Regions from separate parts of the Mus musculus genome. Here region 1 is linked to region 2. A link is a loop called in an ENCODE intact Hi-C map of the cell type or tissue named here. Cell type or tissue: left cerebral cortex. All regions are shown on one strand. Each heading gives the region's core, and the rest is flanking DNA. Links, peaks and the distances in the headings are about the cores only. Region 1 has its middle 21 kb from the start of Vmn1r51. Region 2 holds the start of Vmn1r45 (vomeronasal 1 receptor 45).

What was found. Peaks named below come from ENCODE experiments on the same cell type or tissue, not always from the same donor. Only the 100,000 strongest peaks of a DNase experiment are listed, where the experiment ranks them.
Region 1: a loop joins it to region 2, with 11 times the contacts of the local background. A loop is called at or near these places in 17 of 42 quality-filtered maps.

Annotation. Positions count from the first base shown.
Region 1 is chr6:90,135,299-90,151,158 of GRCm38, forward strand. It overlaps the pseudogene Gm20426. Among named protein-coding and RNA genes, the nearest start is that of Vmn1r51, 21 kb to the left of the region's middle. In left cerebral cortex, for the core only: no CTCF peak of the experiment used is centred there; no DNase peak of the experiment used is centred there.
Region 2 is chr6:89,934,948-89,950,807 of GRCm38, forward strand. It overlaps Vmn1r45 (vomeronasal 1 receptor 45), which reads right to left and starts at 5,560. Exons shown (of 2, transcript NM_011684.2): 1 at 5,404-5,560. In left cerebral cortex, for the core only: no CTCF peak of the experiment used is centred there; no DNase peak of the experiment used is centred there.

The DNA.
Region 1 (15,860 bases), core at 3,430-11,429, 200 kb after region 2:
TTCAGAAGATTTCATGTATATTTAAGAGACATTTCACTATTATAAATTATTTCGATGACATTAAAACAAGTGAAATATCAAAACTTGTCATGTGTGTTATCGCATAGGTGACAGTATGTGTGTCACTCAATGCACAGAAAAGTGTCAATGCTAAATATATATTCCATTCCTGGCAAAGTCATGGCTTATACTTCTTTTTTTTTAATGGTTTTTTAAATTAGGTATTTTCTTCATTTACATTTCAAGTCCCCAATACTCCCCCTCCCCTAGCCACCCACTCCCACTTCTTGGCCCTGGCGTTCCCCTGAACTGAGGCATATAAAGTTTGTAAGACCAATGGGCCTCTCTTTCCACTGATGGCTGACTAGGCCATCTTCTGATACATATGCAGCTAGAGTCAAGAGATGCGGGGGGTACTGGTTAGTTCATATTGTTATTCCACTTATAGGGTTGCTGATCCCTTTAGCTCCTTGGGTACTTTCTCTAGCTCCTCCATTGGGGCCCTTTGATCAATCCAATAACTGACTGTGAGCATCCACTTCTGTGTTTGCTAGGCCCTGGCACAATCTCACAAGAGACAGCAATATCAGGGTCATTTCAGCAATGATTTTGATTTGCATTTCCCCAATGATTAAGGATGCTGAACATTTTTTTCAGGTGCTTCTCAGTCTTTCGGTATTCCAAAGGTGAGAATGCTTTGTTTAACACTGAGCCCCATTTTTAATGGGGTTATTTGATTTTCTGGAGTCCACCTTCTTGAGTTCTTTATATACATATTGGATATTACTCACCTATCTGATTTAGGATAAGTAAAGATCCTTTCCCAATCTGTTGGTGGCCTTTTTGTCTTATTGAAGTTGTCGTTTGCCTTACAGAAGCTTTGTAATTTTTATGAGGTCCCAAATGTCAATTCTCAATCTTACATCACAAGCCATTGCTTTTCTATTCAGGAATTTCCCCCCTGTGCCCATATCTTCAAGGCTTTTTCCCACTTTCTTCTCTGGGAGTTTCACTGGCTCTGGTTTTATGTGGAGTTCCTTGATCCACTTAGATTTGACCTTAGTACAAGGAGATAGGAATGGATCAATTCACATTCTTCTACATGATAACTGTCAGTTGTGCCAGCACCATTTGTTGAAAATGTTGTCTTTTTTCCACTGGATGGTTTTTGCTCCCTTGTCACAGAACAAGTGACCATAGGTGTGTGGGTTCATTTCTGGGTCTTCAATTCTATTCCCTTGGTCTACTTGTCTGTTGCTATACCAGTACCATGCAGTTTTTATCACAATTGCTCTGTAGTACAGCTTTAGGTCAGGCATAGTGATTCCACCGAAGGTTTTTTTATCCTTGAGCAGAGTTTTTGCTATCCTAGGTTTTTTGTTATTCCAGATGAATTTGCAGTTTGCCCTTTCTAATTCGTTGAAGAATTGAGTTGGAATTTTGATGGGGATTGCATTGAATCTGTAGATTACTTTTGGCAAGATAGCCATTTTTACTATATTGATCCTGCCAATCCAAGAGCATGGGAGATCTTTCCATCCTCTGATATCTTCTTTAATTTCTTTCTTCAGAGACTTGAAGTTTTTATCATAGAGATCTTTCAGTTCCTTTGTAAGACTGAGAATCTACAAATGGGACCTCATAAAATTGCAAAGCTTCTGTAAGGCAAAAGACACCGTCAATAAGACAAAAGGGCCACCATCAGATTGGGAAAGGATCTTTACCTATCCTAAAACAGATAGGGGACTAATATCCAATATATGTATAAACAACTCAAGAAGGTGGACTCCAGAAAATCAAATAACTCCATTAAAAAATGGGGCTCAGAGCTAAACAAAGAAATCTCACCTGAGGAATACTGAATGACTGAGAAGCACCTGAAAAAAATGTTCAGCATCCTTAATCATTGGGGAAATGCAAATAAAAACAACCCTGAGATTCCACCTCACACCAGTCAGAATGGCTAAGATCAAAAATTCAGGTGACAGTAGATGCTGGCCAGGATGTAGAGAAAGAGGAACACTCCTCCATTGTTGGTGGGATTGCAAGCTTGTACAACCACTCTGGAAATCAGTCTGGCGGTTCCTCAGAAAATTGGACAGAGTACTAAGGGAGGATCCCGCAATATGTCTCTAGGGCATATATTCAGAAGACATTCCAACTGGTGAGAAGGACACCTGCTCCACTAGGTTCATAGCAGCCTTATTTATAATAGCCAGAAGCTGGAAAGAACCCAGATGCCCCTCAACAGAGGAATGGATACAGAAAATGTGGTACATTTACACAATGGAGTACTACTCAGCTATTACAAAGAATGAATTTATGAAATCCCTAGGCAAATGGATGGACCTGGAGGGCATCATCCTGAGTGAAGTAACCCAATCACAAAAGAACTCACATGATATGTACTCACTGATAAGTGGATATTAGCCCAGATACTTAGAATACCCAAGGTAGAAGATACAATTTGTGAAACACATGAAACTCAAGAAGAATGAAGACCAAAGTGTGGACACTTTGCCCCTTCTTAGAATTGGGAACAGAACACCCATGGAAGGAGTTACAGAAACAAAGTTTGGAGCTGAGACGAAAGGATGGACCATCTACAGACTGCCATACCCGGGGATCCATCCCATAATCAGCCTTCAAATGCTGACACCATTGCATACACTAGCAAGATTTTGCTGAAAGGACCCAGATACAGCTGTATCTTGTGAGACTATACCGGGGACTAGCAAACACATAAGTGGATGCTCACAGTCAGCTATTGGATGGATCACAGTGCCCTCAATGGAGGAGCTAGAGAAAGTACACAAGGAGCTAAAGGGATCTACAACCCTATAGGTGGAGCAACAATATGAACTAACCAGTACCCCCCTGAGCTCATATCTCTAGCTGCATATGTATCAGAATATGGCCTAATCAGCCATCAGTGGAAAGAGAGGCCCATTGGCCGTGCAAATTTTATATGCCTCATTACAGGGGAATGCCAGGGACAAGAAGTGGGAGTGGGTGGTTGGGGGAGTGGGTGCGGGAGCGTGTGGGGGACTTTTGGGATAGCATTGGAAATGTAAATGAAATAAATACCTAATAAGGAATAAAAAATAAAAACAGGCCTTTTGGTCTCTGCTTGCCAAGAAGTCTCTTACCTATTGTCCTTGCATAGCAGCTGCCAAAGCTAAGCCATGTTGGTAAGAGGGCCCTATGTCAGAACCACGTTGTATGTACCCAGTGAAATCTACCTTTGTCCTGTATAGTCTACTGGTTGCTTGGCAGGCAGGATTGGCATTTTCAGATGCAAGCTGTTTTACATAGTCTACACCTGCCTCTGCATTATCAAAAAGCCTCCCTGCTGTTGTCATCAGTCAATGAACAAAATCAGAAAAATCTTTCATCAGGCCCTTGTCTGACTGCTGAACATCTATGCTCCAAATGCAAAGGCAACCACATTCCTTAAAGAAACTTTAGTAAAACTCAAGAACACATTGCAACACACACGATAATAGTGGGAGACTTCCACACCCCACTCTCATCAGTGGACAGATCCTGGAAACAGATAATAAACAGGCACACAGTGAAACTAACAGAAGTTATGAAAAAATGGATTTAACTATAGAACATTTTATCCTATAACAAAAGGATATAACTTCTTCTCATCACCTCATGGCACCTTATCCAAAATTGACCATATAATCGGTCACAAAACAGTCCTCAAGAAATTCAAATATATTGAAATAATCTTATGCATTCCACCAGGTCATCACGGACAAAGGCTGACCTCCAATAACATCATAAATAATAGAAAGTCCACATACACGTGGAAGCTGAAAAACACTCAACTCAATGATATCTTAGTCAAGGAAGAAATAAAGAAAGAAATTAAAGACTTTTAAGAGTTTAATGAAAATGAAGCCACAACATACCCAAACTTATGGGACAAAATGAGAGCATTCCTAAGAGAAAAACACATACCTCTGAGTGTCTCAAAAAACAAACAAAAAGCAAAAACAAAAAAAGAAACAAGAAAACAAAAACAAACAAACAAAGAATGCAAAACAAAAAAAAAAAAAACCCACAGGAGAGAGTATACACTCACAGCTTGACAGCACACCTGAAATCTATAGAACAAAAGGAAGCAAATTCACCCAAGAGGAGTAGACAGCAGGAAATAATCAAACTGAGGCCTGAAGTCAACCAAGTGAAAACAAAAAGAACTATATAAAAAATAATCAACCAAATGAGGAGCTGGTCCTTTGAGAACATCAACAAGATAGTTAAAACCTTAGCCAGACTAAGTAGACAGTACAGGGACAGAATACTAATTAACAAAATCAGAAATGAAAAGGGAGACATAAGAAGAAAAATTGAGGAAATCCAAAAAATCATGAGATACTAGAACAAAACCTACAGATACTCAACAAAACTGGAAAACCTGGATGAAATAAGCAATTTTCTATACAGATACCAGATGCCAACATTAAATTAGGATGATGTTATTTATCTAAACAGTCTCATACCCCCTAAAGAAATAGAAACAGTCATTAATAGGCTCCCAACCAAAGTAAGCCCAGGACAAGATGGGTTTAGTGCAGAGTTCTACCAGACCTTCAAAGAAGACCTAATTCCAATTCTCCTCAAACTATTCCACAAAATAGAAACAGAAGGTACTCTATCCAATCTGTTCTATGAAGCCACAATAACTCTGATACCTAAATCACAAAAAGACCCAGCAAAGAAAGAGCACTTCAGACCAGTTCCCCTTATGAATATTGATGCAAAAATATTAAATAAAATTCTCACAAACCAAATCCAAGAACACATCAAAAAGATCATCCATCATTACCAAGTAGGCTTCAACCCAGGGATGCAGGGATGGTTCAATATACAAAAATTCATCAACATATCCCACTATATAAACAAACTCAAAGACAAAAACCACAGTGGATATTAGCCCAAAACCTAGGATACCCAAGATATAGGATACAATTTCCTAAACACATGAAACTCAAGAAAAATGAAGACTGAAGTGTGGACACTATGCCCCTCCTTAGAGGTGGGAACAAAACTCCCATGGAAGGAGTTACAGAGACAAAGTTTGGAGCTGAGATGAAAGGATGGACCATGTAGAGACTGCCATATCCAGGGATCCACCCCATAATCAGCATCCAAACGCTGACACCATTGCATACACTAGCAAGATTTTATCGAAAAGACCCAAATGTAGCTGTCTCTTGTGAGACTATGCCGGGGCCTAGCAAACACAGAAGTGGATGCTCACAGTCAGCTAATGGATGGATCACAGGGCTCCCAATGGAGGAGCTAGAGAAAGTACCCAAGGAGCTAAAGGGATCTGCAACCCTATAGGTGGATCAACATTATGAACTAACCAGTACCCCAGAGCTCTTGACTCTAGCTGCATATGTATCAAAAGATGGCCTAGTCGGCCATCACTGGAAAGAGAGGCCCATTGGACACGCAAACTTTATATGCCCCAGTACAGGGGAACGCCAGGGCCAAAAAGGGGGAGTGGGTGGGTAGGGGAGTGGGGGTAGGTGGGTATGGGGGACTTTTGGTATAGCATTGGAAATGTAAATGAGCTAAATACCTAATAAAAAATGGAAAAAAAAAGAAGGATACATGCTCCACTATGTTCATAGCAGCCTTATTTATAATAGCCAGAAGCTGTAAAGAACCCAGATGCCCCTCAACAGAGGAATGGATACAGAAAATGTGGTACATTTACACAATGGAGTACTACTCAGCTATTAAAAAGAATGAATTTATGAAATTCCTAGCCAAATGGATGGACCTGGAGGGCATCATCCTGAGTGAGGTAACACAATCACAAAGGAACTCACACAATATGTACTCACTGATAAGTGGATATTAGCCCAGAAACTTAGGATACCCAAGATATAAGATACAATTTGCTAAACGCATGAAACTTAAGAAGAACGAAGACCAAAGTGTGGACACTTTGCCCCTTCTTAGAAATGGGAACAAAACACCCATGGAAGGAGTTACAGAGACAAAATTTGGAACTGTGATGAAAGGATGGACCATCTAGTGATTGCCATATCCAGGGATCCATCCCATAATCAGCTTCCAAACGCTGACACCATTGCATACACTAGCAAGATTTTGCTGAAAGGACCCAGATATAGCTGTCTCTTGTGAGACTATGCCAGGGCCTAGCAAACACAGAAGTGGATGCTCACAGTCAGCTATTGAATGGGTCACACGGCCCCCAATGGAGGAGCTAGAGAAAGTACCCAAGGAGCTAAAGGGAACTGCAACCCTATAGTTGGAACAACAATATGAACTAACCAGTACCCCAGAGCTCTTGTCTCTAGCTGCATATGTATCAAAAGATGGCCTAGTCAGCCATCACTGGAAAGAGAGGCCCTTTGGACTTGCAAACTTTATATGCCCCTTACAGGGGAACGCCAGGGCCAAAAAGGGGGAGTGGGTGGGTAGGGGATTGGGAGGGTGGGTATGGGGGACTTTTGGGATAGCATTGGAAATGTAAATGAGCTAAATACCTAATAAAAAATGGAAAAGAAAAAAAAACAAACAAAAAAAAACAAAAACAAAAAAAAACCACAGCATCGTCTCATTAGATGCTCAGAAAGCATTTGAGAAAATCCAGCATGTGTTCATGATAAAGGTCTTGAAAAGGTTAGGAATGCAAGGCCCATTTCTAAACATAATAAAAGCAATATACTGAAAACCAGTAGCCAACATCAAACTAAATGGAGAGAAACTTGAAGCAATCCCACTAAAATCAGGGACTAGGCAAGGCTGCAACTCTCTCCCTACCTATTCAATATAGTACTTGGAGTCCTAGCCAGAGCAATTACATGACAAAAGGAGATCAAGGGGATACAAATTGGAAAGGAAGAAGTCAAAATATCACTCTTTGCAGATGATATGATCATGTATATATAAGTGACCCCCAAAATTCCACCAGATAACACTTAAACCTGATAAACAACTTCAGAGAAGTAGCTGGATATAAAATTAACTCAAAAAAAAAAATCAGTGGGCTTTCTCTACACAAAGGATAAACAGGCTAAAAAAGAAATTAGGGAAACAACCACCTTCACAATACTAGCAAATAATAAAAAACAACTTGGTGTGACTCTAACCAAGGAAGTGAAAGGTCTGTATGATAAGAACTTAAAGTCTCTGAAGAAAGAAATTGAAGAAGATCTCAGAAGATGAAAAGATCTCCCTTGCTCATGGATTGGCAGGATTAATATAGTAAAAATGGCTATCTTGCCAAAAGCAATCTACAGATTCAATGCAATCTCCATCAAAATTCCAACTCAATTCTTCACAGAGTTAGAAAGGGCAATTTGCAAACTCATCTGGAATAATAAAAAACCTAGGAGAGCAAAAACTCTTCTCAATGATAAAAGAACCTCTGGTGGAATCACCATCCCTGACCTCATGCTGTAGTACAGAGCAATTGTGATAAAAACTGCATGGTACTGGTACAGCGACAGACAGGTAGATCAATGGAATAGAATTGAAGACCCAGAAATGAACCCACATACCTATGTTACTTGATCTTTGACATGGAAGCTAAAGCCATCCAGTATGAAAAAGATAGCATTTTCAACAAATGGTACTGGCTCAACTGGCAGATAGCATGTAGAAGAATGTGAATCCAACCATTCTTATCTCCTTCTACAAAGCTCAAGTCTAAGTGGATTAAAAATCTTCACATAAAATCAGAGACACTAAACTTCTAGAAGAGAAAGTGGGGAAGAACCTCAAAGATATTGGTAGAGGGAGAAAATTCCTGAACAGAACACCAGTGGCTTGTGCTATAAGAACAAGAATCAACAATGGGACCTCATAAAATTGCAAAGCTTCTGTAAGGCAAAGGACATTGTCAGTAAGACAAAAAGGCCACCAACAGATTGGTAAACAATCTTTATCAATACTAAATCTGATAGGTAGCTAATATCCAATATATATAAAGAACTCAATAAGTTGGACTCCAGAAAACCAAATTACTGTATTAAAAATGGAGTACAGACCTAAACAAAAAATTTTCAACTGATGAATACCAAAGGGTTGAGATACACTTTAAAAAAGGCTCAACATGCTTAATCATCAGAGAAATGCAAATCAAAACAACACTGAGATTCCACCTCACACCAGTCAGAATGGCTAAGATGAAAAACATAGGTGACAGCAGATGCTATCAAGGATGTGGAGAAAAAGGAACACTCCTCCATTTCTGAAGGGATTGCAAGCTGGTTCAGCCACTCTGGAAATCAGTTTGGTGTTTCCTCTGAATAATGGACATAGTACTATCAGAAGATCCAGCAATATAACTCCTGGTCATATATATACCCATAAGATGCTCCAACTCGGAATAAGGACACATCCACCACTATATGTGGGAAAATGGGCTATGCACAGACAAGCTGGTCTCCAGTTGAGCTGAGGCCTGAACCCCAAAAATTGTGATAATTCACATACATGACACTGTAGGTGTTCCCACATGCTCCTGGAAATTTGGCTCCTGCCTAAGTTCTGCCCCCCCCCCACAGCCCCCACAAGAGAAGCATGGCTAGAAGTCAAGTAGGTAATGGCCCAAGCTTCTGATCTTCCGGCTAAACTCCTCCCCAGTTACCTAGCAACAATAAGATAAGACAGCATAGTATAAAAAGGGCTGTTCAGCCCCTGCTTGCTCTCTTACTTGTCTCTCTTACTTCTTACTCTCTTACCTCTTACCCCTCACTCACCCCCTCTCTCCTCTCTCTTTGTCTTCTCCTTTCCTCTTTTCCTCTTACTCTCTCTTTCTCTCTGCCTTTCTACAATAAAGCTCTAAAACCATAGAGAATCTCTGCTCATCAAGATCCGCTGCACTCACTCTTATCAGTGTTGGGAACCTCTTATCCCTCATCCCTCTCTCCCGTAACCCCTGGTGGCATTAGCAAAACTTCCAGGTAGGGCTTCCCCTTGATACCCCCCCCCCCGAAGAGTGGGTCAGAGTCTTAGATGCCCACCCAGGGAAAAGTGGAAGGTAGATAGCAGGTCTCCCACATCTGATTGACCAGAGAATAGGTGGAACTCTGGCAGGGTGTGGGTCTCTTCTTCCCCCTCTTCCCCAGGGCCACCTTTTTAGTTCCCAACAACTATGTTCATAGCAACCTTATTTATAATAGCCAAAAGCTGGAAAGAACCCAAATGTCTCTCAACAGAGGAATTGATAAAGAAAAGGTGGTACATTTACAAAAATGGAGTAGTATGCAGCTATTAAAAACAATGAATCTATGAAATTTTTAGACAAATGGATGGACTGGAAGATATCATCCTAATTGAGGTAACCCAATCTCAAAAGAACACACATGATATACACTCAGTGATATTAACCCAGAAGCTCATAATATCCAAGACACAATTTGCAAATCACATGAAACTTGAGAAAAAGGGAGGCCAAAGTGTGGATACTTCGATCCTCCTTAGAAGTGAGAACAAAATGTCCATGGAAGGAGTTACAGAGACAAAGTTCAGAGCAGAGACTGAAGGAATGACCATCTAGAGACTGCCCTACCTGAGGACCCATCTCATAAACAACCATCAAACTCAGACACTATAGCAGATGGCATCAAGATTTTGCTGACACAAGCCTATATAGCTGTCTCCTGAGAGGCTCTGCCAGTGTCTGGCAATTATAGAAGTGGATGTTCACAGTCATCCATTGGGCAGTGCACAAGGTCCCCAGTGAAGGAGCTAGAGAAAGTACCCAAGGATCTGAAGGGATTTGCAGCCCCATAGGGGAAACAACAATATAAACTAACCAGTACCACCCCCACCCCCACCAGAGCTCCCTAGGACTAAACCACCAACCAAAGAAAACAGGTGGTGGAACTAATGCCTCTAGCTGCTTATGTAGCAGAGGATGGCCTAGTCAGGCATCAATGGAAGGAGAGACCCTTGGACCTGTGAAGGTTCTATATCTCAGTATAGGGGAATGGCAGGCCCAGGAAGTGGGAGTGTGTGGGTTGGGAAGCAGGGGGAGGAGGAGGGGATAGGGGATTTTTGGAAGGGAAACTAGGAAAGGGGATAGCATTTGAAATGTAAATAAATAAAATATCTAATAAAAAAGAACAAAAAGCAGGAATGTAGAATTAGATGGAAGCTTGATACCTTAGGGATGTTGGAATCACCAGTGATACAAAAAAATCAAAGACCAAGGGCCTCCTAGAAAAGGGGATAACATTTGAAATGTAAATGAAGAAAATATCTAATAATTACATAAATAAGTAAATAAATAAAAAATAAAATTCTATCTTCTAATTCTGAGACCTCATAACAGGAGTACCCCACCCTGGATGACTGGATTCTCTTTGGAGTATGGGCCATAGTTCCATTTGTCAGGAGCTTCATATTACTATATGTAAATTATCCAGATGAAAGCAAAACTGCATGTCATTTTATTCCACACAGATGTTAAGTCTTCCTGACTCCATCTGTAAGGAGGAAGTTAGCCATTCAATCTCCCCAGGGAGAAGAGTCCAGTTCAGGGTTAGCCTCGGGCCCAGTTATGTTCAAACTGCCTATGGTTGCACAGCCCTAACTCCCAAATCTTACTTTACTTCCATATTTTCTTTAAATTCATTTTTACAGTTTACTAAGAGAAGGAAATCTGGAAGTCATAGGTCACAGAATCAAGATTTCTTGAATTCAGGTTCTCCATGTCTTGAAGGAACCTGGATCAAGAATCCTGCCACTCACTGTGTAGATTTAATCAGAAACATGGAAGTTCAAGGAAGGCACCAGGAGTCTCAGAGGTAAGCAAATGAATTATGCAGTAGAAGTTTAGTTTGTACTCACTTTGCCTGAGGAGAAAATTAGCAAGTTAGTGTTGACTCCATTGTGTTCTGATCTAACTTGCAGGTGTGCCAAGGATGCTCAGTGAAAAGTTTGGGCCCAGCTCACACAGGACAGATGCTACCCAACAGAGTAGAGTCAACTCAACAGGTAAAAGGTTCCAGTGGGATCCCACATGTCCCTGCTCTCCAGTGGGAACTTGTCACTGACAGTCACTAAAATTGCAGGCTGCAGAGATGCTTTAAAGGCTCCCTTCACCTAAGCCTGTGCAGGATCTCCTCAGCTCAGACTCCACCTGCCCCACCCCTTCCATCTGAGTAAGTGCCCTGAGTAAGCACAGAAAGAAAAAGTGGCTGGGACTGAGGCAGGCTGTGGGAGCTGCAGGGGGAGTTTCAGCCTCTGCCATGGGGAAGCTGAGTCTGAAGGCCCTCAGCACAGGGTACTGTATGCTGCATCAAGTGCATTTTCTTTCTGGGGTATTCATTTCCTTAAGGTCCTAAACTTACCTAATTTTATAAGATATCAATTAATTTTAATTTCAATTTATTTTTCTGAGCTAATTACCAAATTTACCTTATCATCCATAATTGTATAGAGTAATTACTAGAAGTTTTCAGAAATGATCCTTTGCACGCATCTTGAAAAGTACTGTTATTTTAATTTCAAATTTAAACAAATACATTTAATTTCGCTTCTCTTAATTATGCACCATAAATGGAATGGTGTTGATATAGTGGCTTCTACAGGATGAATGCTTAGAAGTTCTAAAAGCCTTTGAAAAAGAAACGGGTAGTATGTTCAAACCTCTCCTAACAGCGTGCTCCTTGCTGGCCTTTATAGACTGGAACTTTCTTAAGAGGCTTTCCACTTACCAGTTTAACTTGTCAAATTATGTCAGCCCTTAGCCTCATTCTGCCTGGTAGGAGTAGTCACATAATTCACTATGGTGATGAGGTAACAGGACATGGATTGTTAATAAACAGTGAGTATGGTCCTAATGGACATGATATTTGTGTTCATTAATCTTTTCTATGTTCTAGTCGTTGAATAAATATGCTTTATATTTTTCTGATAATACAAATGCACTGAGAGGGAGGTCAGAGCTGATTAGCAGCAAGGACACGCCTCTTAGGAGGCTCTGGGTGATGAGGGAAGGAGATTGTGCTGCAGCACTGTGCAGGGTCCATGTTGATGGCTGCAGTCTGTGCCACGCTGCCTTGTTGGGGTATCCGTTCCTTCTGTTTCTGGAGCTTTATTTAGAAACACCAGATAATAATATTCCCACTCCCAGTCTGAGCATGAAAACACAGCTACAAAGGTTTTAAGATTTAAAAATAAGGTTCTTATAGTCTTTCAAGAACATCTGCCCTCCCTCAGTCCAAGGGCACTTCATGTTTGCTCATCATATCCCCAAAGTTCATTTATTTCTGACATCTCTGAAAACAGTGCTGGCATCTTCTGGGTGACTTTTTGCCTTCCCCGATATGCCAGCCATTTCTCTCTCGAGTCTTTCTAGGTTTAAGTTGGGACTTGGCCAAAGGTAGACATCCTGACTGAGTAACAGCATACTAAAGCTGTTGACCAGTGTCACCTACCAAACCCCTCGAGGTGATGATCCTATGAGTCATGGTTGTCCATGATTTGGAAACCTATGGAATGACACAAAGTCTAAAGCCAGGGCCTCCTTGATTCAGGCTGTACAGGAAGTTTCTACTTTTCTGCCCTGAGCAGCAACAGCCTTTGCAATCGACTTTAAGTGAGGACTGCTCAAGTTCCTCTTTGTCATTTCTTGTTCCATACATGATTCCTTTTGTAATCTGCCCAAATGTCTTCCTTTCCTTTCCATTAGTGTAGGCTCTTCTACTGGAACCTGTTTCAGAAATGAGTGACCTTTCCTAGTGCTATCGACACTATGTACAGAATTTCCAGTATCTTGAAAGAAGCCTGTTTTGTTATATTGTGCAAAACGCAATCACAGTGCATGGTGTAATAGATTGTCCCAGGTTTATCACAGCTTACTCTCTCCTGCCCTCTCTGATAGATGAGTGTCCTTTAATTCTGCATATCAGAGAGTGTGGGTCCTCTCTTAGCCCATGCTCAACCAGGAAGGTGTGAGCTGCTGAGGCTCAGCTGGGAGGGGACAGGCTAGAGAATTCCTTGTGGCTTGTATCTGAGGAGGGTGCATACTCACCAGAGGTTTTTCTCTAGAAATTATACATCTGTCTAGAATCTGCATGCCTTACTGATTGTTTTTGTTGTTTGGATATTCAACATGGGGTTTCTCTGTGTAGACCTGGCTGTCCTGTAACTCACTATGCAGACCAGTTACATCTTGAACTCGAACACCCACCACCTCTGACTTTGACATGCTGGAATTAAGTTGTCTGCCACCATTGCTCAACACTGCTATTTATGATATAAAAATCATATAGAACAGTATGGTTAGTGAAATTTGGAGGTAACAGGATTTCTCTAGTCAGAGGAATGTTATCTGTATCTTTCCTGGTAGACAGGTGTTCATCATGGCAAGCAATCATATCAGTGTAAGTTTTCACTTGCTACTGCAGAATTTCACCTCCAGAAAGATAAGGATTCCCAGTGCTTTCAAAGCCAGAATCTCTGAAGCCATGATGTTGAGAATATCACTCAGGAGTCACAGCCTCTGTGCTTGCCTGACTTTCTTAAGAGCTTCAGGTTTGCAGGGCTGATGTTTCTGAAGTGACCCTGACATTGGTACAGCCCGTATCTGCTCTGCAGAGCTGACGGCACACTGTTTTATTGGTCTGACAAGGGGGTGTGTTCATAAAGATCAAGTTCCGTTTTGTCTATTTTCTCTTTTCTTTGTTCCTGCTTCTTGTTTCCTTTTCTCTTTTATTTACTCTTCTTTTCTTTTCTGATTATCTCAGTGTAGTTATATGAAAATGCACATTTCCAGAAACAACGTGAGAGAAAGCATTTTAGAATTCTCATACCTCTCAGCTAGTGCCAACGAGCATATGATGCCAGCTACTACTTTAGCTTTACAGGTGTTATTCCCTTCCATGAAATGAAGTGTATAAAAGATTCTCCTTCTGCTCAGTGTATACAGATCACAAACTGACATCTGGAGTGTGAGCTCCCTGGGGCATTTTTCCCATAAAGCAACTGCCATTTTCTTTAATCACTGAGAAATAGAAGTACATCTTTCTCCACCCTACTATGTTCTGATTCTTGTGACTGGGATTTACAAAACAAACCCTTAAGTTTTATAAAGAACTTCATAATAAAATTGGAATAATTAAGCACCAGCCATTATATATATATATATATATACATATGTATATATGTGTATATATATGCATATGTATATATATATATATTGATCTATCTAGAATACATGATCCATAATTTTATAAAGGATTAACATTTTCTAAAAATGCTACAGTTTTTTTTTTTTAATTTCAGGATGTCTGCTCTGTTAAATGTTTTCACCAACTATCTGCCTCAGGTCTAATGCCTTAACCAGTACACAGTACTTGTGATTTTGATCCCCTTTACACCTCCCTAGTATCTTTCATTACAATAGATCATGCTCTAAAGAAGTATAGAACAATTTCACCCATACTCTTGACTTTAAGTGATAAATGTTAACTCTGTAATGGGAATTTGTTTACAAAATTGCATGCACCATATGCTTGGTGTCTCTGCTCCACAGTATCACGTTAACTTGACACAAGCTAGAGTTATTTTAGAAGAGGGAATCTCACTGAAAAATGCAACCAACAGGGTAAGCAACTGGTACATTTTTTTGATTGATGATTTATTTAATATGGAAGAGCCCAGCTCATTGTGGACATTTCCACACCTGGGCTGGTGTTCCTAGGTAAAACAAGAATGTAGATAGAGGAAGCTATGTTGAGCAATGTGGTAAACAACACTAGTCAATGCCTTGTCCATCAGTTCCTGACTCCATGGCCCTGTCTTGAGTTTTGGTTTTTGGCTTTTGTTTTTGTTTTTTCAGCTTCCCTGAATGAAGAACTACAAGCTCTATGGTAAAATAATCCCTTTCTCCCCAGCTTTCTTTTCATTATGCTATTTTATCACAGCAACAGAAGGCCTACCCAAGACAGAAATTGGGACTAGGATATGGGAGTTACTATGACAGACCTGACCATGTAATTTTTGAAGATTAAAAAAGGGTTTGAAAAATGTAAGTTGTATGATACATAGAATGCTGATATCTTAGTGAATTATTCTGTGTAGTCTAAGATATAATGCTGAGACCAGTGGAGAGTATGGACGCTTGTCTTAGGAAGACCAAGAGAGTTTAAGTGTCCCTTAAAGATTCTATGAGGGTCATTCATATCTTAAGAATCACTAAAGTGAATCATTTGCATTGCTGGAATAATTAAAAACTTCTGAAAAGTGTTTTCTTGGTTTCAACACAGAGACATTCTGGTTCAGGTACAGTTGAGGCTGCCTCTCCTGATTGAATCGAAATGGGGAGCTTAAGAGTCTCTCAGGTTGTACTGGTTTTGAAGGCTGGAAGGGATCAGGGAGTGATCCCTAAAGACAGCCAAGAAGAGACTATCAATAAAGCTTCGGCTCACTTGAGGTACAAACCCAAGCAATCTGAGATGTCAGCATCACAGGATACCTACCAAGGACAGCAGCAGCTGCTGTGGGGTGAGGCCAATTTGAGTCTAGGAGACAAGCTGTGTGTGCTATGGAAGGCTTTCCCAGCACTGTGGAGGGGCCCAGAAGATTGTTAGTAAGTCCCAGAAAGGTCATACAGTTTTACACTGTTGGACTTTGTTGAATTTTATTGTGACTGTGCCCTGGTTCTCCCTTTTGGAAACAAGAAAATATTTAAGTTATTATTTATGTTGCAGGAGCCAAGAATTAAGAGATTTTGAACTTTTAAATGCATGTTGGAGTTTTAAGGAGACTTTGAGGTTTAAAGACTACATGTATTTTACAGAAATTTTGAAAATGTAAGAGAAACTGGATGTTCTAGAGGCTGAAAA
Region 2 (15,860 bases), core at 4,049-12,048:
ATGATGTGAAGTCTGGTATACATAGAATCACAATTAAAAGAATTGGGGTTATCTCATATTACAGAATTAAAGCAAAATGGCACAACTGAGTCTCGAAAGTCAGGCTCTATAGGAGTGTACATTTCCTCTTTCAAAAACTGAGGGCTCATACTTTTTAGACTCCTGATATGCCTACTACAAGTTTACATTCATAAATATGCTATATATGCTGTAGAATTCTTACAGTTTTTTGATTAGACATTAACTTAGTAAAACACCATTACCAAATCCATGCTGGCTGGGAAAGCCTTTATTGCATGTTACTGCTAGTAATACATCATCCAGGATAGTTGGGGGAAGAAGTTAAGGCAGAGACCTATAGGTAGGAACTGATGCACAATCATGAAAAAGTGCTATTTACTAGCTTTTTGCTTCATGGTTTTCCTTGTCTGTATTCTTAAGTAACTCCCAGCTCGGGGCCTATATTCACACTAAGCTGGGCTTTCTCACCTAGATAACCAATCTAAATTCACCACAAATATGCCCACATCTCAATCTGGTAGGGGAATTATCTGAACTGATATTACCTTACCTCTTTCTCAATGATTTACTGTGTGTCAAAACAAAACAAAACAAAACACCAAAAACCACCCCCCCCCCAAAAAAAAAAAACCCAAAGAAACAAAGAAACCAAAATAGCAAATAGCTGGAAAAGCTGTACCCTTGTCAGGTTGACACAAAAACACACCACTGTTACACTATAAACTTGTCTCCTTTTGTTCTCAAGATATCATATTAATATCAAAATTTCAAGATAAAAATTCAATATACTTTAAAAGCTTAATCTCCCCTAAATCTTCAAATCTTGCTCAACATGCAAAGCCTCTCCAAAATTTTCAGTCTCTAGAACATCCAATTTCTCTTACATTTTCAAAATTTCTGTAAAACACACGTAGTCTGTAAAACTCCAAAGTTTCCATAAAACTCTAAAATGCATTTAAAAGTTCAAAGTCTCTTAATTCTAGGCCCCTGCAACATAAATAATAACTTAAATATTTTCTTGTTTTCAAAAAAAGAACCATGGCACAGTTACAATAAAATTCAACAAATTCCAACAGTGTAAAACTATATAACCTTTCTGGGACTCATTAACAATATTCTTGGCTCCTCACAGTGCTAGGAAAGCCTTCCATAGCACACACAGCTTGTCTCCTAGACTCAAATTGGCCTCACTCCACAGCAGCTGCTGCTGTCCTTGGTAGGTATCCTGTGATGCTGACATCTCAGATTGCTTGGATTTGTACTTCAAGTGAGCCGAAGCTTTATTGATAGTCTCTTCTTGGCTGTCTTTAGGGATCGCTCCCTGATCCCTTCCAGCCTTCAGAACCAGTACAACCTGAGAGACTCTTAAGCTCCCCATTTCGATTCAATCAGGAGAGGCAGCCTCAACTGTACCTGAACCAGAATGTCTCTGTGCTGAAACCAAGAAAACACTTTTCAGAAGTTTTTAATTATTCCAGCAAGGCAAATGATTCACTTTAGTGGTTCTTAAGATACGAATGACCCTCATAGAATCTTTAAGGGACACTTAAACTTCCCTCTTGGTCTTCCTAAGACAAGCGTCCATACTATCCACTGGTCTTAGCATTATATCTTCGTCTACACAGAATAATTCACTAAGATATCAGCATTCTATGTATCATACAACTTACATTTTTCAAACCCTTTTTCAATCTTCAAAAATTACATGGTCAGGTCTGTCATAGTAACCCCCATATCCTAGTCCCAATTTCTGTCTTGGGTAGGCCTTCTGTTGCTGTGATAAAATAGCATAATGAAAAGAAAGCTTGGGAGAAAGGGATTATTTTACCATACAGCTTGTAGTTCTTCATTCAGGGAAGCTGAAAAAAACCTCAAGACAGGGCCATGGAGTCAGGAACTGATGGACAAGGCATTGACTAGTGTTGTTTACCACATTGCTCAACATAGCTTCCTCTATCTACATTCTTGTTGTACCTAGGACCACCAGCCCAGGTGTGGAAATGTCCACAATGAGCTGGGCTCTTCCATATTAAATAAATCATCAATCAAAAAAATGTACCAGTTGCTTACCCTGTTGGTTGCATTTTTCAGTGAGATTCCCTCTTCTAAAATAACTCTAGCTTGTGCCAAGTTAAGGTGATACTGTGTAGCAGAGACACCAAGCATATGGTGCATGCAATTTTGTAAACAAATTCCCATCACAGAGTTAACATTTATCACTTAGTGTCAGGAGTATGGGTGAAATTGTTCTATACTTCTTTAGAGCATGAGCTATTGTAATGAAAGATACTAGGGCGATCTAAAGAGGATCAAAATTACAAGTACTGTGTACTGGTTAAGGCATTAGACCTGAGGTAGATAGTTGGTGAAAATATTTAACAGAGCAGACATCCTGAAATTAAAAAAAAATCTGTAGCATTTTTAGAAAATGTTAATCCTTTATAAAATAATGGATCATGTATTCTAGATAGATAAATATATATATACACACATTTGCATATATATATACATATATGTATATGTATACATATACATATATATAATGGCTGGTGCTTAATTATTCCAATTTTATTATGAAGTTCTTTATAAAACTTAAGGGTTTGTTTTGTAAATCCCAGTCACAAGAATCAGAACATAGTAGGGTGGAGAAAGATGTACTTCTATTTCTCAGTGATTAATGAAAATGGCAGTTGCTTTATGGGAAAAATGCCCCAGGGAGCTCACACTCCAGATGTCAGTTTGTGATCTGTATACACTGAGCAGAAGGAGAATCTTTTATACACTTCATTTCATGGAAGGGAATAACACCGGTAAAGCTAAAGTAGTTCTGGCATCATATGCTCATTGGCACCAGCCGACTAAGAGGTATGAGAATTCTAAAATGCTTTCTCTCACGTTGTTTCTGGAAATGTGCATTTTCATATAACTACACTGAGATAATCAGAAAAGAAAAGAAGAGTAAATAAAAGAGAAAAGTAAAAAAGAAGCAGGAACAAAGAAAAGAGAAAATAGACAAAACAGAACTTGATCTTTGTGAACACACCCCCTTGTCAGACCACTGAAACTGTGCTGTCAGCACAGCAGAGCAGATGCGGGCTGTACCAATGTCAAGGTCACTTCAGAAACATCAGCCCTGCAAACCTGAAGCTCCTAGGAAAGTCAGGCAGGCGCAGAGGCTGTGACTCCTGAGTGATATTCTCAACATCATGGCTTCAGAGATTCTGGCTTTGGTGAAATTCTGCAGTACCAAGTGAAAATTTACACTGATATGATTGCTTGCCATGATGAACACCTGTCTACCAGGAAAGATACAGATAACATTCCTCTGACTAGAGAAATCCTGCTACCTCCAAATTTCACTAACCATACTGTTCTATATGATTTTTATATCATAAATAGCAGTGTTGAGCAATGGTGGCAGACAACTTAATTCCAGCATGTCAAAGTCAGAGGTGGTGGGTGTTCGAGATCAAGACGTAACTGGTCTGCATAGTGAGTTAAAGGACAGCCAGGTCTACACAGAGAAACCCCATGTTGAAAATCCAAACAACACAAACAATCAGTAAGGCATGCAGATTCTAGACAGATGTATAATTTCTAGAGAAAAACCTCTGGTGAGTATGGACCCTCCTCAGATACAAGCCACAAGGAATTCTCTAGCCTGTCCCCTCCTAGCTGAGCCTCAGCAGCTCACACCTTCCTGGTTGAGCATGGGCTAAGAGAGGACCCACACTCTCTGATATGCAGAATTAAAGGACACTATTCTATCAGAGAAGGCAGGAGAGAGTAAACTGTGACAAACTTGGGACAATCTATTACACCATGCACTGTGATTGCGTTTTGCACAATATAACAAAACAGGCTTCTTTCAAGAGACTGGAAATTCTGTACATACTGCAGATAGCACCAGGAAAGGTCACTCATTTCTGAAACAGGTTCCAGTAGAAGTGCCTACACTAATGGAAAGGAAAGGAAGACATTTGGGCAGATTACAAAAGGAATCATGTATGGAACAAGAAATGACAAAGAGGAACCTGAGCAGTCCTCACTTAAAGTCGATTGCAAAGGCTGTTGCTGCTCAGGGCAGAAAAGTAGAAACTTCCTGTACAGCCTGAATCAAGGAGGCCCTGGCTTTAGACTTTGTGTCATTCCATAGGTTTCCAAATCATGGACAACCATGACTCATAGGATCATCAGCTCGAGGGGTTTGGTAGGTGATACTGGTCAACAGCTTTAGTATGCTGTTACCAGTCAGGATGTCTACCTTTGGCCAAATCCCAACTTAAACCTAGAAAGACTCGAGAGAGAAATGGCTGGCATATCGGGGAAGGCAAAAAGTTACCCAGAAGATGCCAGCACTGTCTTCAGAGACGTCAGAAATAAATGAACTTTGGGGATATGATGAGCAAACATGAAGAGCCCTTGGACTGAGGGAGGGCAGATGCTCTTGAAAGACGGGAGAACTGTACTTTTAAATCTTAAAACCTTTGTAGCTGTGTTTTCATGCTCAGACTGGGAGTGGGAATATTATTATCTGGTGTTTCTAAATAAAGCTCCAGAAACAGAAGGAACGGATACCCCAGTAAGGCAGCGTGGCACAGACTGCAGCCATCAACATGGACCCTGCACAGTGCTGCAGCACAATCTCCTTCCCTCATCACCCAGAGCCTCCTGAGAGGCTCGACCTTGCTGCTAATCAGCTCTGACCTCCCACCCAGTGCATTTGTATTATCAGAAAAATATAAAGCATATTTATTCAACGACTAGAACATAGAAAAGATTAATGAACACAAATATCATGTCCATTAGGACCATACTCACTGTTTATTAACAATCCATGTCCTGTTACCTCATCACCATAGTGAATTATGTGACTACTCCTACCAGGAAGAATGAGGCTAAGGGCTGACATAATTTGAGAAGTTAAACAGGTAAGTGGAAAGCCTCTTAAGAAAGTTCCAGTTTATAAAGTTCAGCAAGGAGCACTCTGTTAGGGGAAGTTTGAACATACTACCCGTTTCTTTTTCAAAGGCTTTTAGAATTTCTAAGTATTCATCCTGTAGAAGCCACTAAATCAAAACCATTCCCTTTATGTTGCATGTTGCATAATTAAAAGAAGCAAAATTAAATGTATTTGTTTAAATTTGAAATTAAAATAACAGTACTTTTCAAGATGCATGCAAAGGATCATTTCTGAAAACTTTTAGTAATTACTCTATACAATTATGGATGATAAGGTAAATTTGGTAGTTAGCTCAGAAAAATAAATTGAAATTAAAATTAATTGATATCTTATAAAATTAGGCTGAGCATGGGTAAGTTTAGGACCTTAAGAAAATGAATATTCCATGAAGAAAATGCACTTGATGCAGGATACAGTACCTTGTACTGAGGTCCTTCAAACTAAGCTTCCCCATGGCAGAGGCTGAAACTCCCCCTGCAGCTCCAGAGCTCCTCCTCCCACAGCCTGCCTGGGACCCAGCCACCTTCTGGTTCTGTGCTTACTCAGGGCACTTACTCAGATGGAAGGGGTGGGGCAGGTGGAGTCTGAGCTGAGGAGATCCTGCACAGGCTTAGGTGAAGGGAGCCTTTAAAGCATCTCTGCAGCCTGCAATTTTAGTGACTGTCAGTGACAAGTTCCCACTGGAGAGCAGGGACATGTGGGATCCCACTGGAACATTTTGCCTGTTGAGTTGACTCTACTCTGTTGGGTAACATCTGTCCTGTGTGAGCTGGGCCCAAACTTTTCACTGAGCATCCTTGGCACACCTGCAAGTTAGATCAGAACACAACGGAGTCAACACTAACTTGCTAATTTTCTCCTCAGGCAAAATGAGTACAAACTAAACTTCTACTGCATAATTCATCTGCGTAACTGTGTTACTCCTGGTGCCTTCCTTGAACTTCCATGTTTCTCATTAAATCTACACAGTGAGTGGTGGGATGCTTGATCCAGGTTCCTTCAAGACATGGAGAACCTGTATTCAAGAAATCTTGATTCTGTGACCTATGACTTCCAGATTTCCTTCTCTTAGTAAACTGTAAAAATGAATTTAAAGAAAATATGGAAGTAAAGTAAGATTTGGGAGTTAGGGCCCAAATCCTACTTTTGAACATAACTGGGCCCGAGGCCAACCCTGAACTGGACTCTTCTCCCTGGGGAGATTGAATGGCCAGCTTCCTCCTCACAGATGGCGTCAGGAAGACTTAACATCTGTATGGAATGAAATGACATGCAGTTTTGCTTTCTTCTCCTGCATAATTTATATACAGTAATATGAAGCTCCTGACAAATGGAGCTATGGCCCATACTCCAATGAGAATCCAATCATCCAGGGTGGGGTACTCCTGTTATGAGGTCTCAGAATTAGAAGATAGAATTTTATTTTATTATTTATTTACTTATTTATTTATTAGATATTTTCTTCATTTACATTTCAAATGTTATCCCCTTTTCTAGGAGGCCCTTGGCTTTTGATTTTTTTGTATCACTGGTGATTCCAACATCCCTAAGGTATCAAGCTTCCATCTAATTCTACATTCCTGCCTTCTTTTTTTCTCTTTTTTCTTAGATATTTTATTTATTTGCATTTCAAATGCTATCCTCTTTCCTAGTTTCCCTTCTGAAAATCCCCTATCCCCTCCTCCTCCCACTGCTTACCAACCTACCCACTCCCACTTTCTGGGCCTGGCATTCCCCTATACTGGGGCATAGAACCTTCATAGGACCAAGGGCCTCTCCTCCCATTGATGACTGACTAGGACATCCTCTGCTACATATGCAGCTGGAGCCATGAGTCCCACCACCTGTTTTCTTTGGTTGGTGGTTTCGTCCTAGAGAGCTCTGGGGTGGGGGTGTACTGGTTAGTTTATATTGTTGTTTCCCCTATGGGGCTGCAAATCCCTTCAGATCCTTGGGTACTTTCTCTAGCTCCTTCATTGGGCACCCTGTGCACTGCCCAATGGATGACTGTGAGCATCCACTTCTATAATTGCCAGACACTGGCAGAGCCTCTCAGGAGACAGCTATATCAGGCTTGTGTCAGCAAAATCTTGATGGCATCTACAATAGTGTCTGGGTTTGATGTTTTTTTATGAGATGGATCCTCAGGTGGGACAGTCTCTTGGTGGTCATTCCTTCAGTCTCTGCTCCGAACTTTGTCTCTGTAACTCCTTCCATGGGCATTTTGTTCCCACTTCTAAGAAGGATCGAAGTATCCACACTTCGGCCTTCCTTTTTCTTGAGTTTCATGTGATTTGCAAATTGTGTCTTGGATATTCAGAGCTTCTGGGTTAATATCAGTGTCTTAGTTAGGGTTTTACTGCTGTGAACAGACACCATGACCAAGGCAAGTCTTATAAAAAACAACATTTAATTGGGGCTGGCGTACAGGTTCAGAGGTTCAGTTCATTATCATCAGGGTGGGAGCATGGCAGTATCCAGGCAGGCATGGCACAGGAGGAGCTGAGAGTTCTATGTCTTCATCCAAAGGCTGCTAGTGGAAGACTGACTTCCAGGCAAATAGGGTGAGGATTTTATGCCCACACCCATTCCAACCAGGTCGCACCTATTCCAACAAGGCCATACCTCCAGATGGTTCGAGTCCCACCTCGCGTTTTGTTGCGAGATCGTGGGTTTGAGTCCCACCTCGCGCCTTGTTGCGAGACCGTGGGTTCGAGTCCCACCTCGCGTTTGGTCACGGGATCGTGGGTTCGAGTCCCACCTCGTGCAGAGGGTCTCAATCGGCCGGCCTTAGAGAGGCCATCTGATTCTTTGAGTTGCTTGTGGTCGACGCGGAGTCGCCGCCGTTTCTGGTTTCTTTTTTGTCTTAGTCTCGTGTCCGCTCTTGTTGTGACTACTGTTTTTCTAGAAATGGGACAATCTGTGTCCACTCCCCTTTCTCTGACTCTGGAGCATTGGAAGGAGGTGCGGGTCAGAGCCACAACCAGTCGGTGGAGGTCAGAAAGGGTCCGTGGCAGACCTTTTGCGCCTCCCAGTGGCCAACGTTTGGAGTGGCTGGCCACCTGAGGGTGCTTTTGACTTGTCACTAATCGCCGCCGTCAGGCGAATTGTTTTTCAGGAGGAAGGGGGTAACCCTGATCAGATCCCCTACATTGTGACCTGGCAGAATCTCGTCCAATTCCCACCTCCATGGGTCAAGCCTTGGACCCCAAACTCTTCGAAGCTGACGGTAGCGGTTGCCCAGTCTGATGCAGCCGGAAAGTCCGGCCCATCAGCACCCCCCAAGATCTATCCAGAGATTGACGACCTCCTCTGGATGGACTCCCAACCTCCCCCTTACCCCTTGCCCCAACAGCCACCTGCAGCTGCCCCACCACAGGGACCTGTAGCGAGAGGGGCTCAGGGACCGGCGGGGGGGACTCGGAGTCGCTGAGGCCGAAGCCCCGGGGAGGAAGGGGGGCCAGACTCAACAGTTGCCTTGCCACTCAGAGCACATGTAGGAGGGCCAGCACCAGGACCTAATGATCTCATTCCTTTACAGTATTGGCCTTTTTCCTCTTCTGATTTATACAATTGGAAAACTAACCACCCTCCCTTCTCAGAGAACCCCTCTGGACTTACTGGGCTCCTTGAGTCACTTATGTTCTCCCATCAACCCACTTGGGATGATTGTCAGCAGCTTTTGCAGGTTCTTTTTACCACAGAAGAAAGAGAAAGAATCCTGATGGAGGCGAGAAAAAATGTTCTGGGAGAGGACGGCACACCCACTGCCCTCCCTAACCTCGTGGATGAGGCTTTTCCCTTGAACCGCCCCAACTGGGACTACAACACCGCGGAAGGTAGGGGACGCCTCCTTGTCTATCGCCGGACTCTAGTGGCAGGTCTCAGAGGAGCCGCTAGACGGCCCACCAATTTGGCTAAGGTAAGAGAGGTCTTGCAGGGGCAGACTGAACCACCCTCAGTCTTCCTTGAGCGTCTAATGGAGGCATATAGGAGATACACCCCTTTTGACCCCTTGTCAGAGGGGCAGAGAGCCGCTGTAGCCATGGCCTTCATTGGTCAGTCCGCTCCCGACATTAAGAAAAAGCTGCAAAGGCTGGAGGGGCTCCAAGATCATACGCTCCAAGATTTAGTAAAAGAAGCAGAGAAAGTCTATCATAAGAGGGAAACAGAAGAAGAGAGGCAAGAGAGAGAGAGAAGAAAGAAATAGAGGAGAGGGAAAATAGACGGGATCGCCGTCAGGAGAGAAATCTGAGTAAAATTTTGGCCGCAGTTGTGAATGATAGACAGTCAGGAAAAGGTAAAATAGGGCTCCTGGGCAACAGGGAAGTGAAACCGCCAGGTGGCAGAAAGATACCACTGGAAAAAGACCAATGCGCCTATTGCAAAGAGAAAGGACACTGGGCTAGAGATTGCCCTAAAAAGTGGGAGCGATCCAAGGTCCTGACCCTAGAAGATGATTAGGGAAGTCGGGGCTCAGACCCCCTCCCTGAGCCTAGGGTAACTTTGTCCGTGGAGGGGACCCCTGTCAACTTCCTGATAGACACCGGAGCAGAGCATTCAGTACTCACTAACCCCTTAGGCAAGCTGGGCTCCAAAAAGACCAGGGTAATTGGAGCCACTGGTAGTAAATTTTACCCCTGGACGACCAAACGAGCTCTTCAGATAGACAAGAATATAGTGACCCACTCCTTTCTGGTAATACCTGAGTGCCCTGCTCCCCTCTTGGGGCGCGATCTGCTAACCAAACTAAAGGCTCAAGTCCAATTTACTTCAGAAGGCCCACAAGTAAGCTGGGGAAAGGCCCCTGTTGCCTGCCTTATCCTCAACACAGAGGAAGAGTACCGATTGCATGAAGAACAACCCAAAAATGCAGTCTCTTCAGGTTGGCTAACTGCATTCCCCAATGTCTGGGCAGAACAAGCAGGAATGGGGTTGGCTAAACAAGTGCCTCCGGTTGTGGTAGAACTTAAAGCTGATGCCACCCCCATTTCGGTAAAACAATACCCCATGAGCAAGGAAGCTAGAGAAGGCATCCGGCCTCATATCCAGAGGTTGCTGGGCCAAGGAGTTTTAGTGGCCTGTCAGTCCCCCTGGAATACACCACTTCTGCCGGTTCGAAAACCAGGGACCAATGACTATCGCCCGGTACAAGACCTCCGGGAGGTTAACAAAAGGGTCCTGGACATTCACCCCACAGTCCCGAACCCGTACAATTTATTAAGCTCTCTCCCACCTGAGAGAACATGGTATACAGTTCTGGACTTAAAAGATGCCTTCTTTTGCCTGCGTTTGCACCCTAAGAGTCAGCTCCTGTTTGCTTTTGAATGGAGGGACCCAGAGGGTGGACAGACTGGTCAACTAACTTGGACTAGGCTACCACAGGGTGTTCAAAAATTCCCCCACCCTGTTTGACGAGGCCCTCCATCGGGATCTCGCGCCTTTTCGCACTCGAAACCCTCAGCTTACCCTACTACAGTATGTGGATGATCTCTTGGTTGCGGCAGCCTCGAAGGAGCTGTGTCACCAGGGAACTGAGATGCTCCTTGCAGAACTGAGTGACTTGGGGTATCGAGTTTCGGCTAAAAAGGCACAAATCTGTCAAACTGAGGTAACCTACCTGGGGTATACCCTCCGAGGGGGCAAAAGATGGCTCACAGAGGCCCGGAAGAAGACTGTTATGATGATCCCATCGCCAACTACCCCACGGCAGGTACGTGAGTTTCTGGGGACTGCTGGCTTTTGTAGACTCTGGATTCCAGGCTTTGCAACCCTAGCAGCACCTCTATATCCTTTGACTAAGGAAGGGGTTCCTTTCGAGTGGAAAGAAGAACACCAAAGAGCTTTTGAGGCTATCAAGTCGTCTCTAATGACTGCCCCCGCGCTAGCATTACCAGACTTGACTAAGCCTTTCGTCCTATATGTGGACGAGAGAGCGGGTGTAGCCAGGGGAGTGTTGACACAAGCACTGGGACCCTGGAAGAGACCTGTAGCCTATTTGTCAAAAAAATTAGATCCTGTTGCTAGCGGATGGCCCACATGTCTGAAAGCTATTGCAGCAGTAGCCCTGTTGATCAAAGATGCTGACAAATTGACAATGGGACAACAGGTGACTGTTGTGGCCCCTCATGCCTTAGAAAGTATCGTGCGGCAGCCACCTGACAGATGGATGACAAATGCCCGAATGACACACTATCAGAGCCTGCTGCTAAATGAGCGTGTAACCTTTGCGCCCCCTGCCATCCTCAACCCAGCTACCCTTCTCCCTCTAACAAATGATTCCGTCCCAGTACATCAATGTATGGACATCCTCGCTGAAGAAACTGGGACCAGAAGTGACCTGACTGACCAACCCTGGCCTGGAGCTCCCAGTTGGTACACAGACGGCAGCAGTTTCCTGATAGAGGGGAAGCGAAAGGCTGGAGCTGCGGTGGTAGACGGGAAAAAGGTAATTTGGGCAAGCGCTTTGCCTGAAGGAACGTCGGCACAAAAGGCTGAACTTATAGCGCTTATTCAAGCCCTCCGAGAGGCTAAAGGTAAGATCATTAACATCTACACTGACAGCCGCTATGCTTTTGCTACCGCACACATCCATGGGGCCATCTACAGGCAGCGAGGGCTATTGACCTCGGCTGGTAAAGACATTAAAAACAAAGAAGAAATTCTGGCCCTGTTGGAAGCCATACATGCACCTAAGAAGGTAGCCATCATCCACTGCCCCGGCCACCAAAGAGGAGAAGACTTGGTGGCCAGGGGCAACCGAATGGCAGACTCAGTAGCAAAACAAGTTGCTCAAGGGGCCATGATCTTAACTGAAAAAGGTGATCCGCCCAAAAGCACTGAGGACGAGAGATATAACATAAAAGAGCTATGGTGGACCAGAGATCCCTTCCCATATTTTTTTGAAGGGAAAATAGAATTAACTCCCGAAGAAGGAATAAAATTTGTGAAAGGACTACACCAATTCACCCACCTGGGAGTTGAAAAAATGATGAGACTAATTAAAAATTCCCGATACCAAGTCCCCAACCTGAAGTCAGTGGCTCAAAAGATTATAGACTCCTGCAAACCATGTGCATTCACTAATGCAACTAAAGCCTACAAAGAACCTGGAAAGAGACAACGGGGAGACCATCCTGGAGTGTATTGGGAGGTAGACTTTACTGAAGTTAAACCTGGAATGTATGGTAACAAGTATCTGTTAGTATTTGTAGACACCTTTTCAGGATGGGTCGAGGCATTTCCCACTAAAACAGAGACTGCCCAGATTGTGGCCAAGAAGATCCTTGAAGAAATCCTGCCAAGATTTGGAATCCCTAAGGTAATCGGGTCCGACAATGGACCAGCCTTTGTTGCCCAGGTAAGTCAGGGCTTGGCCACTCAGTTGGGCATCGATTGGAAATTACACTGTGCTTACCGCCCTCAAAGCTCAGGACAGGTAGAGAGGATGAATAGGACCTTAAAAGAGACCTTGACTAAATTAGCCATTGAGACCGGCGGAAAAGACTGGGTGGCTCTCCTTCCTCTTGTGCTCTTCCGAGCCTGAAACACCCCTGGTCGTTTCGGGCTCACTCCTTTTGAAGTTCTGTATGGAGGACCTCCCCCCTTAATGGAAGCTGGTGGAACATTAGTTTCCGACTCTGACCCTGTCTTACCCTCCTCTTTGCTTATTCATTTAAAGGCCCTAGAAGTGATTAGGACCCAGATTTGGGACCAACTGAAAGCAGCCTATACCCCAGGGACCACCGCAGTACCCCACGGGTTCCGAGTTGGAGACAAAGTCTTGGTCAGGCGGCATCGAACCGGCAGCCTTGAGCCATGGTGGAAGGGACCCTATTTGGTGTTACTGACAACCCCTACTGCAGTAAAAGTTGACGGAATCGCCTCCTGGATCCACGCCTCCCACGTCAAGAGGACCGCCAGCCAAGATGAAGAAAACCACGACAACAATTGGACAGTGGCAGCCACTGACAATCCTCTTAAGCTTCGTCTGCGTCGCAGGCGCCACTCTAGACCTAGGGAATCTTAACCCTCATTCAACAGTCCTGGGAGGTGCTTAATGAAAAGGGAAACATTGTATGGGCAACCACTGCAGTCCATCCCCTCTGGACTTGGTGGCCTGATCTCACGCCTGACGTCTGTAAGTTAGTGGCAGGATCCCCCAATTGGGACCTCTCAGATCATACTGATCTTAGCAACCCACCCCCTGAGGAGCGGTGTGTCCCAAATGGGATAGGGAGCACATATGGGTGTTCGGGGCAATTCTACTGAGCTAATCTTAGAGCTGCACATTTTTTATGTTTGCCCTGGTCAGGGTCAGAACAAGAGGCTTCAACAAGAATGCGGGGGGGCATCAGATTACTTTTGTGGTAAATGGACATGTGAAACGACAGGGGATGCTTACTGGAAGCCCTCCTCTAAATGGGACCTAATCACGGTAAAACGAGGTAGTGGCTATGATAAGTCAAACGAAGGAGAAAGAAACCCCTATAAATATCAAGAGAGTGGGTGCGCTTTTAAAAACAGAGCACCCTCAGGACCATGCAAAGGTAAATACTGCAACCCTCTACGTATAAAGTTCACCGAGAACAGAAAACAACACCGTCTAAGTTGGCTTAAAGGAAATAGGTGGGGTTGGCGAGTATACATTCCACTAAGAGATCCTGGGTTCATTTTCACGATCAGACTGACAGTGAGAGACCCGGCAGTGACACTCGTAGGGCCCAACAAGGTCCTTATAGAACAGGGCCCCCCAGTCGTACTGGCTCCCCCAAAGGTCCCGACTGTACCAGCTCCACCAACTCCACAGCCCAACACAGTGGTACCCTCCCTAGGAAAGCCTACCTTGGCTTCCCCACCGCCCCTAGGAACAGAGGACCGTCTGGTCAGTCTAGTCCAAGGAGCTTTTTTAGTTCTGAATAGAACTAACCCTAATATGACTCAATCATGCTGGTTATGCTATGCCTCTAGCCCACCTTATTATGAAGGAATAGCTCAGATCAGGACTTATAATACTACTTCAGATCATTCTCAATGCCTTTGGGGAGAAAACAGAAAGCTGACTCTAGCAGCAGTTTCAGGAAGAGGGCTTTGTCTGGGCCGGGTACCTCAGGATAAAGGGCACCTCTGTAATCAGACCCAGAACATCCAGTCTAGCAAAAGTGGTCAGTATTTGGTACCTCCCCTAGACACAGTGTGGGCTTGCAATACCGGTCTCACTCCTTGTGTGTCTATGTCTGTTTTTAATAGTTCCAAAGATTTCTGCATTTTGGTTCAGCTTATTCCCAGACTCTTGTATCATGATGATAGCTCTTTTTTAGATAAATTTGAACATCGGGTCCGCTGGAAAAGAGAACCCGTTACCTTAACTTTGGCAGTTCTATTAGGATTGGGAGTAGCAGCTGGAGTAGGTACAGGAACCGCTGCCTTAATTAAGACCCCCCAATACTATGAAGAACTACGTGCAGCTATGGATATTGATCTTAGAACTATAGAACAGTCTATAACCAAATTAGAAGAATCTTTAACTTCTCTGTCCGAAGTGGTGCTGCAAAATAGAAGGGGATTAGACTTATTATTCCTTAAAGAAGGAGGACTCTGTGCTGCCTTAAAAGAAGAATGTTGTTTTTATGTTGACCATTCAGGAGTAATCAAAGATTCTATGGCTAAACTTAGAGAACGCCTAGATATACGTAAAAGAGAAAGAGAAAGCCAACAAGGATGGTTTGAAAGCTGGTTTAATAAGTCCCCTTGGCTCACCACTCTCCTCTCCACTATAGCAGGACCTTTAATTACACTTATGCTTTTGCTTACTTTTGGCCCATGCATCCTTAATAAGTTAGTAGCTTTTATTAGAGAAAGGATAAACGCAGTACAAGTTATGGTACTAAGACAACAATATCGGGTCCTTCAGGAGGTTGAAAACTCGTTCTAAGATTAGAACTATCTTCTAGAAGAAGTGGGGAATGAAGAATAAAAATTTTTACTGAACTCTTCTTCACCCCAGAGCCCGACCCCTCCCATCTAGAGATTGTTCCCGGAACACTCCTAAACTCTTCACCCCAGAATGCATTCCTGAACTCCTCACCCTAGAGTTCGAACCCTCCCAACTAAAGACTGTTCCAAGAACATTCTTGAGATAAGGGCCTCCTGGAACAACCTCAAAATGAACCGGATACATTGCCAAATGATAGGACATGACCGCTTAGTTATGTAGATTCCCTTGGCAGAACCCCTTGTCCCTTGGCAGAACCCCCCTAGTGATGTAAACTTGTACTCTCCCTGCCCAATTCTCCCCCCTTGAGTTTTACTATATAAGCCTGTGAAAAATTTTGGCTGGTCGTCGATTCTCCTCTACACCACTAGGTGCATGAGTTTCGACCCCAGAGCTCTGGTCTATGTTCCATGTGCTTTCTTGCTGTTGTTCTATTAAATCTTGCCTTCTACATTTGAGTACGGTCTCAGTGTCTTCTTGGGTCCGCGGCTGTCCCGGGGCTTGAGTGCTTGAGTGAGGGTCTCCCTTCGGGGGTCTTTCAATAACACCATCCTAATTTAATGTTGGCATCTGGTATCTGTCTAGAAAATTGCTTATTTCATCCAGGTTTTCCAGTTTTGTTGAGTATCTGTAGGTTTTGTACTAGTATCTCATAATTTTTTGGATTTCCTCAACTTCTTTTCTTATGTCTCCCTTTTCATTTCTGATTTTGTTAATTAGTATTCTGTCCCTGTACTGTCTAGTTAGTCTGGCTAAGGGTTTAACTATCTTGTTGATGTTCTTAAAGAACCAGCTCCTCATTTGGTTGATTTTTTTGTATAGTTCTTTTTGTTTCCACTTGGTTGACTTCAGGCCTCAGTTTGATTATTTCCTGCTGTCTAC